Regions from separate parts of the Homo sapiens genome. Here regions 2 and 3 are each linked to region 1. A link is a contact called in ENCODE Hi-C or POLR2A ChIA-PET data. All regions are on one chromosome and are shown on one strand. Each heading gives the region's core, a stretch centred on a gene start or an enhancer-like site at or near the end of the contact. The rest is flanking DNA. Distances are from core to core; before and after follow the strand shown. Region 1 holds the start of FIZ1 (FLT3 interacting zinc finger 1). Region 2 holds the start of ZNF446 (zinc finger protein 446). Region 3 holds the start of MZF1 (myeloid zinc finger 1).

Region 1 (4,107 bases), core at 990-3,489:
TGCTGGTGCGTGCACGCGGGGTATTGGCAGGGAGATGGGGCGGGCAGGAGCCTATAGATGGGGAAATTTACTATGAATGTTCCAGTTCGTGGGTTGCTGGTGACTGAATGAGAAATAGCGCATGCTTTCAAGGGTCAGGGTGCTTTGGTAGGGAGGGAGGGACATTTTCTAATGGGAGGAGGCGGGCGCCTAGGCCTTGGGCCAGCTTCCTTTTGCCCAGAGTACAGTGGGGCGCGGGATCCCACCGTAGTCCTGACCAGGGAGGCCAGCCTAGGGCCGGCCTGTGGGACTCACCTGGTGGTGCAGCAGGCCGGTGGAGTCGCGGAACCCCTTGGGGCAGGCAGAGCAGCGGTAGGGCCGCTCCCCGGTGTGCGAGCGCAGGTGGTTGGCTAGGTTGAAGCTGTGCTTGAAACCCTTGCCGCAGCGCGGACATGCGTGGGGCTTGAGCGCTGTGTGCCGGGCAAAGTGGCGCCGCAGGTCTGAGCGGTAGCGGAAGCTCTTGCCACATTCACTGCAGTGAAACGGGACCCTGGGGGCGGCAGCGGCGGGCGGTGCTGGTGCAGGGGTTGGGGCGGGGACGTCATCCATGGTGGCGGGGAATACAGTGGTATGTGGGGGCTCTCTCTGGAGTAGTGGGGAGACAGAGGAGCAGGTGAGGGGGTCGGCTCCCCATCAGCTCTCTCCTCCCAGGTTCCCAGACCCACCACCTGTCCCCTGGGAGACCCTCCCACTGCCCACCTCTCTAAGCCACTCTCATTGTTCTTTAAAATCCTCCTACTCTCTTAGAAACCCTTCTCTCGCGGCTCCACGCCTGTGGCAAAATCTTCCTAATCACTTCATAGTCTCCTCACTCCACGGAGTGTTTTTAAGCCTCTCCTCGCTCTTCGCCAATGCGCGGCCACTGCTCTCTGTGCCCCTCCCACTGTAATTTAAGCCTCTCCCACTCTTCCTTAAGTCCCACCTACTCCCTTCAAAGTCCCCCACAATGTTCCCTAAGGATCTTGTATTCTTTGCCAAGCCCTTTTCCTTCCAAAAGGCCCTCCCACTCCCCTCTAAGCTCCTCCCACTCCTCTTCCAGGATGACCACTTAGCGAATGGGAGGGCAAAGATTTGGGGCTAAGCACACTGGAGTCATCCTTGCAGGGAGACCAGAATTACTCCTGTAACATCAGATAATAAAAATTCTTCATCTGTAAAATGGGAATAGTAGTACCTACCTCATGGAGTGGTGGCGAGAATTAAGTAAAATTGTGGCAATAAATGCTACGTGCCCACTTAAGCTGGTGCACAGCAAAGACGCAACAAGTAAGCTGTTTGGATGACTATTATCCCGTAAGTTCCTCCTGGATTCCTCCTTAAGTCCTACCATGATTGCTAAGTTATTTGACTTATCTAAGCCCCTCTCGGGTCCACTAAGACCCACTTCCAAAACTCCACCCAATTTTTCCTTTAAAGAAGCCACATCCTTTCTAAGACTCTCCACTGGACTCCCGTCACCTTCTCAGGCCTTCTCTACGAAGTCTATTCCCATCCCCTGCAAGTCCTTTCCACATTCATTATAAAGACCTGATAGTTGCATTAAACCCCTCCAAATTACACCCTTAAACTCCACCCCCCTCACTAGGCCTACCTACTTCTCTAAGCCACACCCCAGACAAACTCCATCCCTTCTACTCTAAACTCCTCCCTCCTGCTTCCTGGGCTCCCTTTACCCAACCAGCCTCAATGAGTTTCCTTCCACCCCTCAATCCAGGGCCTACCCACCATTCCTTCTGAGCCACGCCCCTTTATCAAACCCCACCTCTTTGCCTAAGACCCTCCCATTTTCTATCCAGACTCTCCCTCCTCCACGCCCCTCCCACTTCCACTCTAAGCTCCGCCCAACTCAGGCTCCTCCCAGCCCTTGCTCCGCCCCAGCAGCCACTAGGCCCCGCCTCCTCCTCCACCCCGCAGCCTGAGGAGCGGGCCCCCCCACTTGCCCAGTCTGCTCCAGGCCCCAGGCCCCGAGAGCCGGCCTTTTGTGCCCCTCCCCCTGCCCCTAAAAGGTGCAGCCCTGGGCGCCCGGTTGGGGGGCAGGTCGGGCAGGCCCCGGGGCCAGGCGAGTCCACCTCGCTCGTACGGAGCGTTGGTCCTGGAGACCCGGGGCGGCCCCGGGAGGCCGGGGAAGTCCGTCGGCTTTCCTCTTTAATTACTTACACCTCCCTCTGGGCGCCGACATTTTGGGCAGCGGGGGCAGCGTCACTTCCACCCGGGGGGCCCCTCGACTTCCGCCTCAGCTCCCTTCCCCCGCCGTACTCCCCCTTTCTCCCGCCCTCTTGGCTCCCCTTCCTCATCCCCGCCCTTCTCCCTCTTTCCCTTTCCTTTCCCAGCCCTGGAGGTTGAAGAAGCCAGGCCCGCGCCATCTTGGGTGAGGGCAGCGGGAAGGGGCGGGGCTTAGGGACACCCACGGCGCCATACAGACTAAGGGCAAGGAGCTGAGAGCGAGGGGGCTTCTCCGTGGCGACACTAGGCGATGCTAACGTAAATGAGAGCAGATACTATTTCTTTTTCACAGCCTCGGACTCCTCCGATTAGGATGTACAGTTGGACTAGGGAAAAAAAAAGAAAGCGAAGTGCGCCAACTGCAATACAGAGCTGGAAAAGACCGGCACCATCTTATCCACTTAGCACTCCATGGGCTTCGAAGCCTGTCCGGTGCCATGTTAATTACGGGCACTGGGCAGCCATTTTCCCGCTCCTCATCATTCGGTATCTGTCTTTGGGTCACCCGACTGTGGGCTTTGTGAGAGGAAAGGCGTTTCGAGGTGGTTGGGGATGTGGTGCTGGGTTATTTCCCACTGGGGACACACCAGGGCCGCCGGTGCGCAGGCGCGGCTTCCGGGCGTGGCCGCGACCGGTCGTTAGGACCCAGCGAGTCCCCTTTGTTTCCCGCGGGCGCGCAGGCGGGCGGGAAGGGCAGGAAGGGAGGGGCCCGGCGCTTCTCCGAGGGGCGGGGCCGGCACCGCGCGCCGCCGCCCCCGCCTCGCCGCCGCCGAGGGGCAGGGCCCCCTCACCCCCTCCCCTTCCCACGCGCCGGCCCCGTTGCCCCCGCGCGCGCGCACACTCGCGAGCCCCGGCGACATGCAAATGAGGTACCCGAGAGGCGGGGGGCGCAGGCGGGAGGGGGGGTGTGGGGGTAGGGGAGGCCGGGCCGCGCGCTCCCGGAGCGCGCCTCCAACACCTGTTCCTGCTCCCGCGCTCGCGCCCCGCGAAGCCGTCCGGGCGCGCGCGCGCAGACCCCCTTCCTGGCAGCCCCCGCCGCCCGCTTACCCGGCGCCGCTCATTGGCCGTCGCCCCCGCAGGGCCCGCCCCGCGCTTGGGCTTCGCAGCTCGGGGGCCGATGGGCGCGTCAGTACCGGGGCGAGGGGACGGGGAGGGTCGGGGGACCAGTCTCCCCCTTTCCACCGTTCCAAAGACCAGACTCCTAGACTAGGCTACCCCGTGGGAGCGAACCGTATGGAAAGGTGGTTGCTCCTCTCTGGACAGCAGTCTATGTGGCTGTTAAAGGGGAGGGGGGGGTGCAGGGGGGCACCTGCAGCACCTGCTTCCAGCTGCACCTGTGCCTCCCCTTCCCCTCCGTTACACCCCAATCCCATGCTCCCAGTATCTGAGTGGGCGCCGGGAAGATGGTGGTGGCGTTGGTGAAGTTTATTGAGTGCTTACTGTGCACCAGGCAGTGTTCGAGGGGCATTTTAAAGCCCACTGTCTTATTCGATTCTCCTGACAACCCTGGTTTATTCACTTTTCAGAGGAGGAAACTGGCAAAGTCAATTGCTAGTTATAGGCAGAGCTGAATTCAAACCCAGGACTGAGCCCTCGTAATGTCCCCTTTCCTCCTTGGGTTTATTTGTTCTCCATTCTCTGGGACATTCGGGTCACAAGACCTGTTTCCAGTTTTGGCCCTGCCATTTACTGGCAGAGGAACTTAGGCAACTGACTTGGCTTTCCTGTGCCTCAGTTTCCCCATCTGCAAAATGGGACAGATATGCCCTATTCAGAGGGTTGATGTGAGGCTTAGCTGCTCCTGATAACAATGGCTAATGTGTCCTGAAAGCTTCTGTGTATGAA
Region 2 (4,514 bases), core at 5-2,504, 2.9 Mb after region 1:
GCACCTCATCCCCAAAAACAACCTGAGGAGGCCGTTGGAAAGCTCCGAGTTGACAAGTCTCATCCACGCACATGCTCGGTGCTTCCAATCGGTGATCAAGACCACTGCTCTTCATCCAGAGCAGGCAGCAGGGATTCCCAGGTATCCAAAGAAACCAAAACAGGCGGTGTAATTTAGGACTGACTAAGTAATGGCTCGGCCACTTTTAAGTGTGGAAGCAAAACTGACCCCACAGATTTAGAAAACTGTAACACTGCTTATTGGGAGAAACTAGTGTCACCCTGGCTAGTTCTGCTCCCCAAATTCAAAGGTAAATAAACGGTTGAGCATGTCCGATCAGCCTGGAGGGAAACCTCCACCCCCGACTTTGTAGGACTGACATCTGAAGACGTCAGAGACTGCGGTCACAACCGTCGGTACCTCCTTAGGGCGCTTAACAGAGGTCAAAGATGGCCCTCGCACCCTCCTGGCGGGAGAAAGCCCAGGCTCAGGGTGGTCTTCTACACCACCGCCTCTCCCGGGTCCACTTGGAAGCGAGTCCCAGCGAACTACTCGACCTAGGAAACCACTGGGCCGCCACTTCCAGCCTCTTCGGAAGTCGAGGCAACGCTCCTGAACGTTGCCACGGGAACAGCTGGAGGCGGGCGGATATGCCCTAGCGTTATCTAGGGGCTGGCCCGGGGAATGGCGTGGGGGCGGCGGGGCCAAGCAAGCGCCACCTCTGATTGGGCAAAACCCCCTCCCCTCACCTGCCAATAGAAACCGGCCCACTGTACAGACGCGCAAGTTTATAACCCGGGAAGAGCTGCTCTCAGAGCGGAGGGAGACCATATAACCCTGGGACTCTGCCGTACCTCCTAGAGGAACAGAGCGCCTCTCAGGCGTCAGAGGCTGCTGCAAATGCGGGTCAGCGGGTCACGGTCGCGCCTGTCTTGCTGATGCTCATGGGAAATGTAGTTCAAAGGGCATGGGCGGTGCCTTCGGTGCAGGCGAGAGATTGGTCAGCGCGGCGTCGCCGGGGCAACACCCGGCTGAGGCGCCCCGCGTTGTGCGGCGCCACATCCGGGAAGCGGCCTCCAAGCAACCGCTCCGGGTTGAGGTGAGCGCAGGCTGCCAGAGTGGGCGCAGCCTTTCCACCCCGTGGGAGGGCTTGGGGTCGCCCTCTGGGGCCTGAACGGCTCCTGCTGTCGGCGCCCTGGAGGGCCCGCCCACTTCCCGACAGGCCGCGCGCGTCACCTCAGCCTTCGCTCAGGCCTTTCCTACCCTCAACGCCGTTCCGGGGGGCCGGGCCTGGCAAGTCCTCTTGGAACGCCTCCCTCTTGCCTTCCCCTTTTGGGGACAGATCCCGAAGTTCGAGCATCCCTCGGATAGGCCGGGTGTCAGGCCTGGTCTCTCAGGCCCGTCCAGGTGGGCGTCTTTCACTGCAGACCTTCAGGGCCGGGATGCTGTGGCCATCCCTCGACTCCGCGCAACGTGGAGCTTTGGCCCCGTTTTTCTTGGCCTTTGCTTTTCGTTTTCACATGCACGGGCCCCGGCAGTGTGAGTCGCCCACGGCTCGCTGTGGTCAGCGAGCACGATGTCCACGTGCCCCCTCCCCAGAGCCATTCCTAAAGGAGGTCCCACCCAGTCAACCTCCCCGAGATTGTGGAGGGCGACTCGTCCCCGTACATTACAGCCTGGCCCCACCTTCTACCCGCCCACCCTGGTCCACTCTCCTCGCACCTCGGCTAGACACTGTGGCTCCTCAGCCTGGCGCTGGAACTCTGTGATGACTGTCTTTCTCCACCTCTTTAGCGTCATCTCCCAGCAGTCCCCTGCTGGACCCAACTGTTTGCAATTTCCAGGAAGCTCCCTGGACACCTTGCGTCCAAGCATTTGTCCCTGAGGCTTCCTCCTGCTCTCATTTGCCATCATTGTTTGGGTCCTGTGACCCTCCTCCTTCCATGAAGCTTTCTTGGCCTTATCTCTTCTGGCCTCAGAGTACACTTGGTCCTGGTCTCAGCCCCCTGGGCTGAGCCTGGTGTCTGCCTTCCCCTGGCCAGATTCTCTTGGCTGACATTCCGACCCTTCCTTTTCTGTAGGCCCATCTTGACGATTCCAAGACCACCCCCTTGAGCAAGAATGCCATCCCCTCTGGGTCCCCCATGCCTGCCCGTCATGGACCCAGAGACCACCCTTGAGGAGCCTGAGACTGCCCGCCTCCGCTTCCGAGGGTTCTGCTACCAGGAGGTGGCAGGTCCCCGAGAAGCCCTGGCCCGGCTGCGTGAGCTGTGTTGCCAGTGGCTGCAGCCTGAGGCACACTCCAAGGAGCAGATGCTGGAGATGCTGGTGCTGGAGCAGTTCCTGGGCACACTGCCTCCCGAGATCCAGGCCTGGGTGCGCGGTCAGCGGCCAGGCAGTCCTGAGGAGGCCGCTGCCCTAGTCGAAGGACTGCAGCATGACCCTGGGCAACTGTTGGGCTGGGTGAGTGTGGCTGGCATCAGCTTCTTGGAGGGATAGACCCTGGCTAGAGCCATTGTGACCTACCTCTTCTCCTCAGATCACAGCCCATGTCCTGAAGCAGGAGGTGCTCCCTGCAGCCCAGAAGACAGAGGAACCACTTGGGAGCCCCCACCCCTCAGGGACAGTGGAGTCCCCTGGGGAAGGTCCCCAGGACACCAGAATAGAGGGGTCTGTCCAGCTCAGCTGCAGTGTGAAGGAGGAGCCCAATGTCGATGGACAGGAAGTGGGTGAGGTTGGGGTCCCACCAGAGATGAGGGACTCCTGGAGGAAGTGTGGACATTCCTGGCTAGGGTGGGAGTCCCAGGAGAGGTGTGTCAAGGCTGGGACTCCTGAAGTGAATGTGGATGTCCCTGTCTGGGATGGGGACCTGGGAGGCAGGAGCCAAGGGCTGGCTACGTGCCATGTCACACAGCAGAGGAGCTCCTCATCTGCCATGGCTCATGTGGGCAGCCCCTGACACCACCCTTCCATCTGCCCCACTTTTCAGCACCCTCCAGCCCTCCACTTGCAGCACAGTCCCCTGAGGGGAACCATGGACACCAAGAACCAGCCTCCACATCCTTCCACCCACCCAGGATTCAGGTGAGCAGCCCCAAGTGGGAAGTATAGGCCCCAGGTGTGAGAAGGGACTGTCCCCATGGCTGCCCTCTGCCTGGTGGTTTTCCAGGCTCCTTGACTAGTGGCTCTTTGCTTCCCAGAAGTGGAGTCTGTAAAAGCTGTACCCCTCCACAGGACCTGGGGCAGAGGGACAGACTGGTGATCTATTATTGAAAAGGATTTGGGGCTGGACATGGTGGCTTACACCTGTAATCCTAGCACTTTGGGAGGCTGAGGTGAGCGGATCACCTGAGGTCAGGAGCTCGAGACCAGCCTGACCAATGTGGTGAAACCCTGTATCTACTAAAGATACAAAAATTAGCCAGAAGTGGTGGCAGGCGCCTGTAATCCCAGCTACTAGGGAGGGTGAGGCAGGACAATTGCTTGAACCCAGGAGGCAGAGGATGCAGTGAGCCGAGATTGTGCCACTGCGCTCCAGCCTGGTCAACAAGAGCAAAATTGTGTGTCAAAAACAAAAAAAAAAAAAAGGATTTGGGCCTCAAGCCATGGAAACCCAGTTTAGAGTGGCTGGAACTAGTGGGCTTGGCTTCCTCACCTCCAGAGAAGTCAGCTGGGAGGTTTGCTGCTCCCAGAGGTCCTGAGCCAGACCTGGGGATTTGAACTTTTGTGTGTAGCTGGGGAGGGGAGAAGATGACCAGCTGTGGCAGGACTCCCCCCACACCTGAGACCAGATGGAGACACTCTCCCTGGGAAATGCCCGAAGTCCCTTCTCTCCTAGGGGTTTCTTCAGAGGCCACCTGTTAGGCCTGGAAGCTCAGCTTGAGGCCTCTTCTACCTGGATCGCTTGGTTCCCAAGTGTGGGTAGCAAGGTCTTTTCCTCTCCCGGCTCCTCTAACAACTCCACTGGGGAGCTTCAGCAGCAACATTGCTGGTTGAGATGTGTTTCGAGGCTAAGAAGTCCTTCCAGGCTCCCTCCACAGCCCCATGGCACAGTCAGAAAGTGAGGCAGGGTGGGTAGGCTGCACTTCCCAGTGTCCTCACCTCCAGCCAGCACCATCTCTAGCTGTGGCTCCTCACAGCTGCCGCCTTCCTGCCCCTGGACTTGCCACAGCTTGTCCCTCAGGATTATTTTTCCCAACCCAGCAAAGCCCCAGATGATGGGACTCAGGCAGCAAGGAGGGCTGACCCCCAATCAGGGAGTTCATTCCTCGATAAAGTCACTCAGGTCCCTGTGATGCTGCCAAACCTGCCCTCTGAGCAGGATGGTGTAGTAGAGGGGGATGAGTGCTGGCAGCAGCACTGGTCAGGTGATCTGAAGGAGAACCTCTGCACTTAACAAACACACACCTTGAGATCATTCTCAGCAGGAGGGGCAGATGAGGCGTAGGTAACCTGCTGACTCTTCCGGGTAATAGGTAAGAATGTGAACCAGACAGGGCAGGGAAGGGGTGGAA
Region 3 (4,468 bases), core at 1,860-4,359, 3.0 Mb after region 1:
ATGGAAACCATTCCATTTATAACAAACCTGGCCCAGTGGACTTCAGACTGACTGCTCAGGCCAGGTTCCCTGGCCCACCCAACCAGACCTTAGGCGCGCCCACCGTGCATGCCCTCACCTGAGTCCTCTGTAACCTCTGACTCCTCTTTCACCTGCAGGCCCAGTGGTGATTCCTGCATAGTCCTAGGAGGTGTCTTGGGCCCAGGCTCTGGAGTTGGAGGCTCAGTTTCAGGTAGGGGCTGGAAACTGGAGGGCTCCATCTTCTCTGATAGGACCTCCTGGCCCTGCACCTGGACTGTGACCTGGGGAGGTGCCCCCACCATCAGAAGTCCTACCAGAGAGTAAGGCTGGCCGCAACCTGGGGTTTGTGGGTGCCCATCCCACTGTAGGATCCCAGGGGCCTGCCTTGTAAATACCTACTGACTAGGTCCTCCAAGGACCTACCTCCCCTAGGCCCTGAGCAAAGAATGAAGGGACCACCTGCAGTCCCTCCCCTGCTCTGACATCGTGGCCTTCCAGTACCTTCCCCATATTCCCCTAGCCTGCAGCTCCTATGTCCACGTGACTGCAGGTGATGCAGGAATGGGCTGGGGAGTCTGGCCCTGGAATCCCTCTGCCCTGGGCAGCCTTGCACAGGGTCTCTGTTGCAGGTGGCCACTTCTGTACCACAAGGGAGAACGTGTGTCTGGCAAAGCGTGGTGCTGCCCAGGGTGAGGCCGAGCTGGATGATGCTCCAGTCCTGAACCCCACTCGTGGACACTCACTCACCCATCTCCGGGGTCCGCCCGGCTCCCGGCGCAGCCCATCTACTAGGGCAGCAGCCTCCTCGGGGCTGCCTGGCCGCTGCCCCTGCACACGGGCCTGGATCTCAGGGGGCAGTGCGCCCAGGAACTGCTCCAGCACCAACAGCTCCAGCATCTGCTCCTTGGAGCGTACCTCTGGACGCAGCCACTGGCGACACAGCTCTCGGAGCTGGGCCAGGGCCTCTTGGGGCCCTGTGGCCTCCTCATAGCGGAAGCACCGGAAACGCAGGCGTGCAGCTTCAGGGCCTGGGTCCCATAAGGCAGCCTCACCCTCCTCCTCAGAGTCCTCTAGCTTCACCATGACAGGCCCCTCATCTTCTGGGGGTGCTCGGTCTGGGGAGCCCAGCACCGCAGGCCTCATAGAGGGTACCAGGTCAGGTATCTGAGGCCAGTGTCTGCCCCTGGTGAAGAAATAGGATGAGGCTGTTGCAAAAGGAGTACAGTGAATGCTTCACTGCCTAGTCTATGCTGTACCGTTTGATCCTCAGACCTACCCCATGTGGAAGGCAGATGAGGAAACAGGCAAAGAAAGGCCATCTACAACCCACAGACTTATGCAGCTGGAAGCCCTCCCTTAGCCACCTGTATCCCTGGTCTTCTCTCCGCTTGGGCCTGTGCAAAGTCTCTGACAGTCTCCCTGCTCCAAACACAGGCTTTTTTTTCTTTTCTTTGAGACATGCTGTCAGTCAGTTGCCCAGGCTGAAGTGCAGTGGCGAGATCATGCGTCACTGCAGACTTGACCTCCCGGGCTCCAGAGATCGGCCTCCCAAGTAGCTGAGACAACAGGTGTGTGCCACGACATCCGGCTAATTTCTTAATTTTTCTGTAGGGATGGGATCTTACTATGTTGCCTAGGCTGTTCTTGAACTCCTGGGCTCAAGCAGATGATCCTCTTACCTTGACCTCCCGAAGTGCTGGGACTTACAGGTTTGTTCCACCATGCCAGCCCACAGGCTGTTTTTTAGGACTAGAAGACACTTCTCTCCCCTGTATCCTTCCCTTCTTCTACATGTGCAACCTCATTCCTGCGCTACAGCTCTCTCTTTACCAGGTGGATGGCACCTATACACCTACAGCCTGGGCATCAGCATCACTGCTGGCGTCTCCCCCTACCCAACGCCAGCCCTTACTTCACCTTCTATTCTCTCATCTACTTCGATGTGGCTCCTCATTTGGGCCCCACCATCATTCCCCTCCCTGCTTGGAAGCCTCACTCCACCTAATCCTCCATGTCAACCTGTGCAGTCACTTGTATGGCTCAGCTCCCAGGCAGCACCCTCTCTCCCTACTCAGCCCCATCTTCTAAGCCCAACATCACACTACGCAATGCCCCATCTCAGCTTCCTGATTTAGCTGGGGTTGGAAGGGGATGGGGGAGCTTCGCAATGGGTGGGGGGGCGGCAAAGGCTCCAAGACTGCCGGAACAGGAGCCTGCAAGGAAGTCCCGAGACTCTGATTCCGCCCATCTTCAGATCACTGTGCCTTCGAGAACTTGTTTCCCCATTTGCAAGTGGGGCTGACCTCCCTCCTCGCGCTGTTCCTTCTGCAGCTGCGGCTTTAGGAAGGAATCTGCGTTTATGAAGGGGATGGCACCGCAGAATCATTCCCCCGTGGGTGGCATCGATTTCGAGGGCCGCCTCATCCTGGGGGCCAAGCCTCCACTCTTCAAGGTGCCAAGTCAACCTGAAACCCTGGGAGAGACTTGGGTCATAGCCAAGATGGCAGGTACCTACGGAGGGTCCCGAAATACACTTCCCAGAAGTCCAGGCGGCAACTTCCGCTCCAGGGTGCCAAGGTAGGTCCAGACGACGCCTAGGCAACCGGGGGCGGGGCTCCCAAAGCCTGTCGTCGTGGCAACGAGTAGTGATTGACAAGCCTCTCGCTCTAGCCCTGGGCGCTCCCGCAAGGACTGCCCGGATTCGTTCCCCGCGCTTCCGGTCTCACTGGGGAGCCGGAATCCCCGAGTCTGCAGCCACCGCCCCCGTCCACACGATAGCCCTCCCGGTTAAGAGGACCCCGCCCTCACCTCTGCGCTCAGCGGGCCGCTCCGCGCTCCTGAGCACGCGCAGTCTTCGACTTCCCCCTCCCGCTGGACTACGTCTCCCAGGATGCTCCGCGCACCAGCTCGAGCGCCTCCTTGCCCTTCCCCCACCCTCGTCCCCGTTTCTACACCCTCTCCTCCCTTCCCCTAGCGGTGGTCGCAATGATCAGGTCATACTCCTGGCCGCTTCTTCCCATGCTCCCCGCCTCGAATCCGTGCGTCGGCATGCGCAAGCCTCTCAGGTACAACAGACGGCAGCACCGCCTACCAGATCGCGCATGCCCCCCACCACGTTTTCCTCACTTCTCTACGGGCCTTCCTGAGATTAGCAGGATCCTGCACCAATCACGGCCGTCATTAGAACTCCGTCGGTGCCCCACCGCGTCTCCATGGCAACTCCCTACAGGAAGGGGCCTCTGCTACTTCCTAGACCGCAAAATGGAGAAAGGCTTGGCCCGATGCTTTCCGGCAGATGTAGTCAGCAGGCCCTTCGTGTGTACGTGCGCGCGCGGCGCGATGACGTTCCTCTGTGATCATGGGCGAGGGGCGGGCCCTGAACGTCTCCATGGTAACCTGGGGACACGACTCGACATCGCCTGGGTAACCCGGAGACGCGGCGGGCGTTGAAAATGCAATGGGGCATGTGGGATGAAGAGGTGGGGAAGGGTACTGGGGCAGAGAGATGCCGATCGATAGAAACAGCGAGGAGAGACGGAGAGAGACCAGAGACTCAAGGGCAAAGAGAGACGAAGGACCGGCGGGAGGAAGAGAGAGAGAGACAGAGAGACAGACTCACAGACTGGGAGGACCGGAGACTCGACGCGAGGAGAGACAGTGAAAATAAGTGAACAAACATAGAGACACGGGTCCAAGTTATAAGAGGGCTGAGTGGATCAGAGGGTCAGGGCCGGGCAAACAGGTGTCAGAACAGTTAGCAAGAGAGAGGCAGATCAGAAAGGGATGCAGATGAAAGAGACACAAAGAAGGAAACGCAGAATGGGTTCACAGAGACAAGAAATGCAGATATCCAGACTCAAGAGGTAGACAAGAAGGGAGAGGGACAGAAACAAGAAGGGAGAAAAGGGACAGAAATTAGAGATACAGTAAGATGGATTGACAGTTTTCGAAGACCTAGAGAAAGATGACAGCACGAAGAGAGACAGGGAGAATCCGAGGTAAAACTGTTAGGAAAACTTAGGAGTCCAGATGCTGTCCAGTTATATGCTACCCTGTACAGGTTGATAGGTTGCAAATGCTTTCTGTCCAGTGTATCGCTTTGTAGCTCACTAAGCAGTTTTGTATCCAACTTTGTGCTTTTATTTCAGTGTTTTTCTTTTTCTTTCTTTCTTTTTTTTTTTTTTTTTTTTGACGGAGTCTCGCTGTTGCCAGACTGGAGTGCAGTGGCACGATCTCGGCTCACTGCAACCTCCGTCTCCCAGGTTCAAGCGATTCTCCTGCCTCAGCCTCCCGAGTAGCTGGGACTGCAGGCTGCTCCACCACACCCGGCTGATTTTTGTATTTTTAGTAGAGATGGGGTTTTACCATGTTGGCCAGACTGGTCTTGACCTCCAGACCTCTGGTGATCCGCCCACCTCGGCCTCCCAAATTGCTGGAATTACAGGTG

What was found. Hi-C counts contacts between places; a loop is a spot of excess contacts on that map. ChIA-PET counts read pairs that join two places held with the same protein, here RNA polymerase II (POLR2A). Pooled maps may share reads with other maps.
Region 2: a pooled map shows a loop between it and region 1 (10-fold over the local background). The contact joins the promoter of ZNF446 here to the promoter of FIZ1 in region 1. A Hi-C loop is called at or near these places in 1 of 37 single-sample maps with no recorded cell type and 5 of 50 pooled maps. POLR2A ChIA-PET finds 5 or more read pairs at or near these places in 2 of 52 experiments (GM12878 and activated T-cell).
Region 3: a pooled map shows a loop between it and region 1 (9-fold over the local background). The contact joins the promoter of MZF1 here to the promoter of FIZ1 in region 1. A Hi-C loop is called at or near these places in 6 of 50 pooled maps. POLR2A ChIA-PET finds 5 or more read pairs at or near these places in 2 of 52 experiments (HEK293T and activated CD4-positive, alpha-beta T cell).

Annotation. Positions count from the first base shown.
Region 1 is chr19:55,597,278-55,601,384 of GRCh38, forward strand. It overlaps FIZ1 (FLT3 interacting zinc finger 1), which reads right to left and starts at 2,240. Exons shown (of 3, transcript NM_032836.3): 1 at 2,197-2,240; 2 at 295-624. The coding sequence starts at 588. It overlaps ZNF524 (zinc finger protein 524), which reads left to right and starts at 3,011. Exons shown (of 2, transcript NM_153219.4): 1 at 3,011-3,131. RefSeq lists enhancers at 1,611-2,485, 2,486-3,359 and silencers at 1,837-2,256, 2,967-3,516.
Region 2 is chr19:58,475,098-58,479,611 of GRCh38, forward strand. It overlaps ZNF446 (zinc finger protein 446), which reads left to right and starts at 1,255. Exons shown (of 7, transcript NM_017908.4): 1 at 1,255-1,407; 2 at 2,082-2,463; 3 at 2,540-2,729; 4 at 2,990-3,084. The coding sequence starts at 2,122. It overlaps ZNF324 (zinc finger protein 324), which reads left to right. Exons shown (of 4, transcript NM_014347.3): 4 at 1-339. RefSeq lists enhancers at 344-433, 494-553, 794-1,043, 865-1,159, 1,314-1,513.
Region 3 is chr19:58,570,226-58,574,693 of GRCh38, forward strand. It overlaps MZF1 (myeloid zinc finger 1), which reads right to left and starts at 3,110. Exons shown (of 6, transcript NM_198055.2): 1 at 2,830-3,110; 2 at 769-1,204; 3 at 119-302. The coding sequence starts at 1,164. MZF1-AS1 (MZF1 antisense RNA 1) reads left to right here. Exons shown (of 6, transcript NR_027334.2): 3 at 159-232; 4 at 1,633-1,730; 5 at 2,353-2,598; 6 at 2,692-4,468. RefSeq lists enhancers at 1,815-2,676, 2,677-3,536, 2,905-2,994, 3,055-3,484.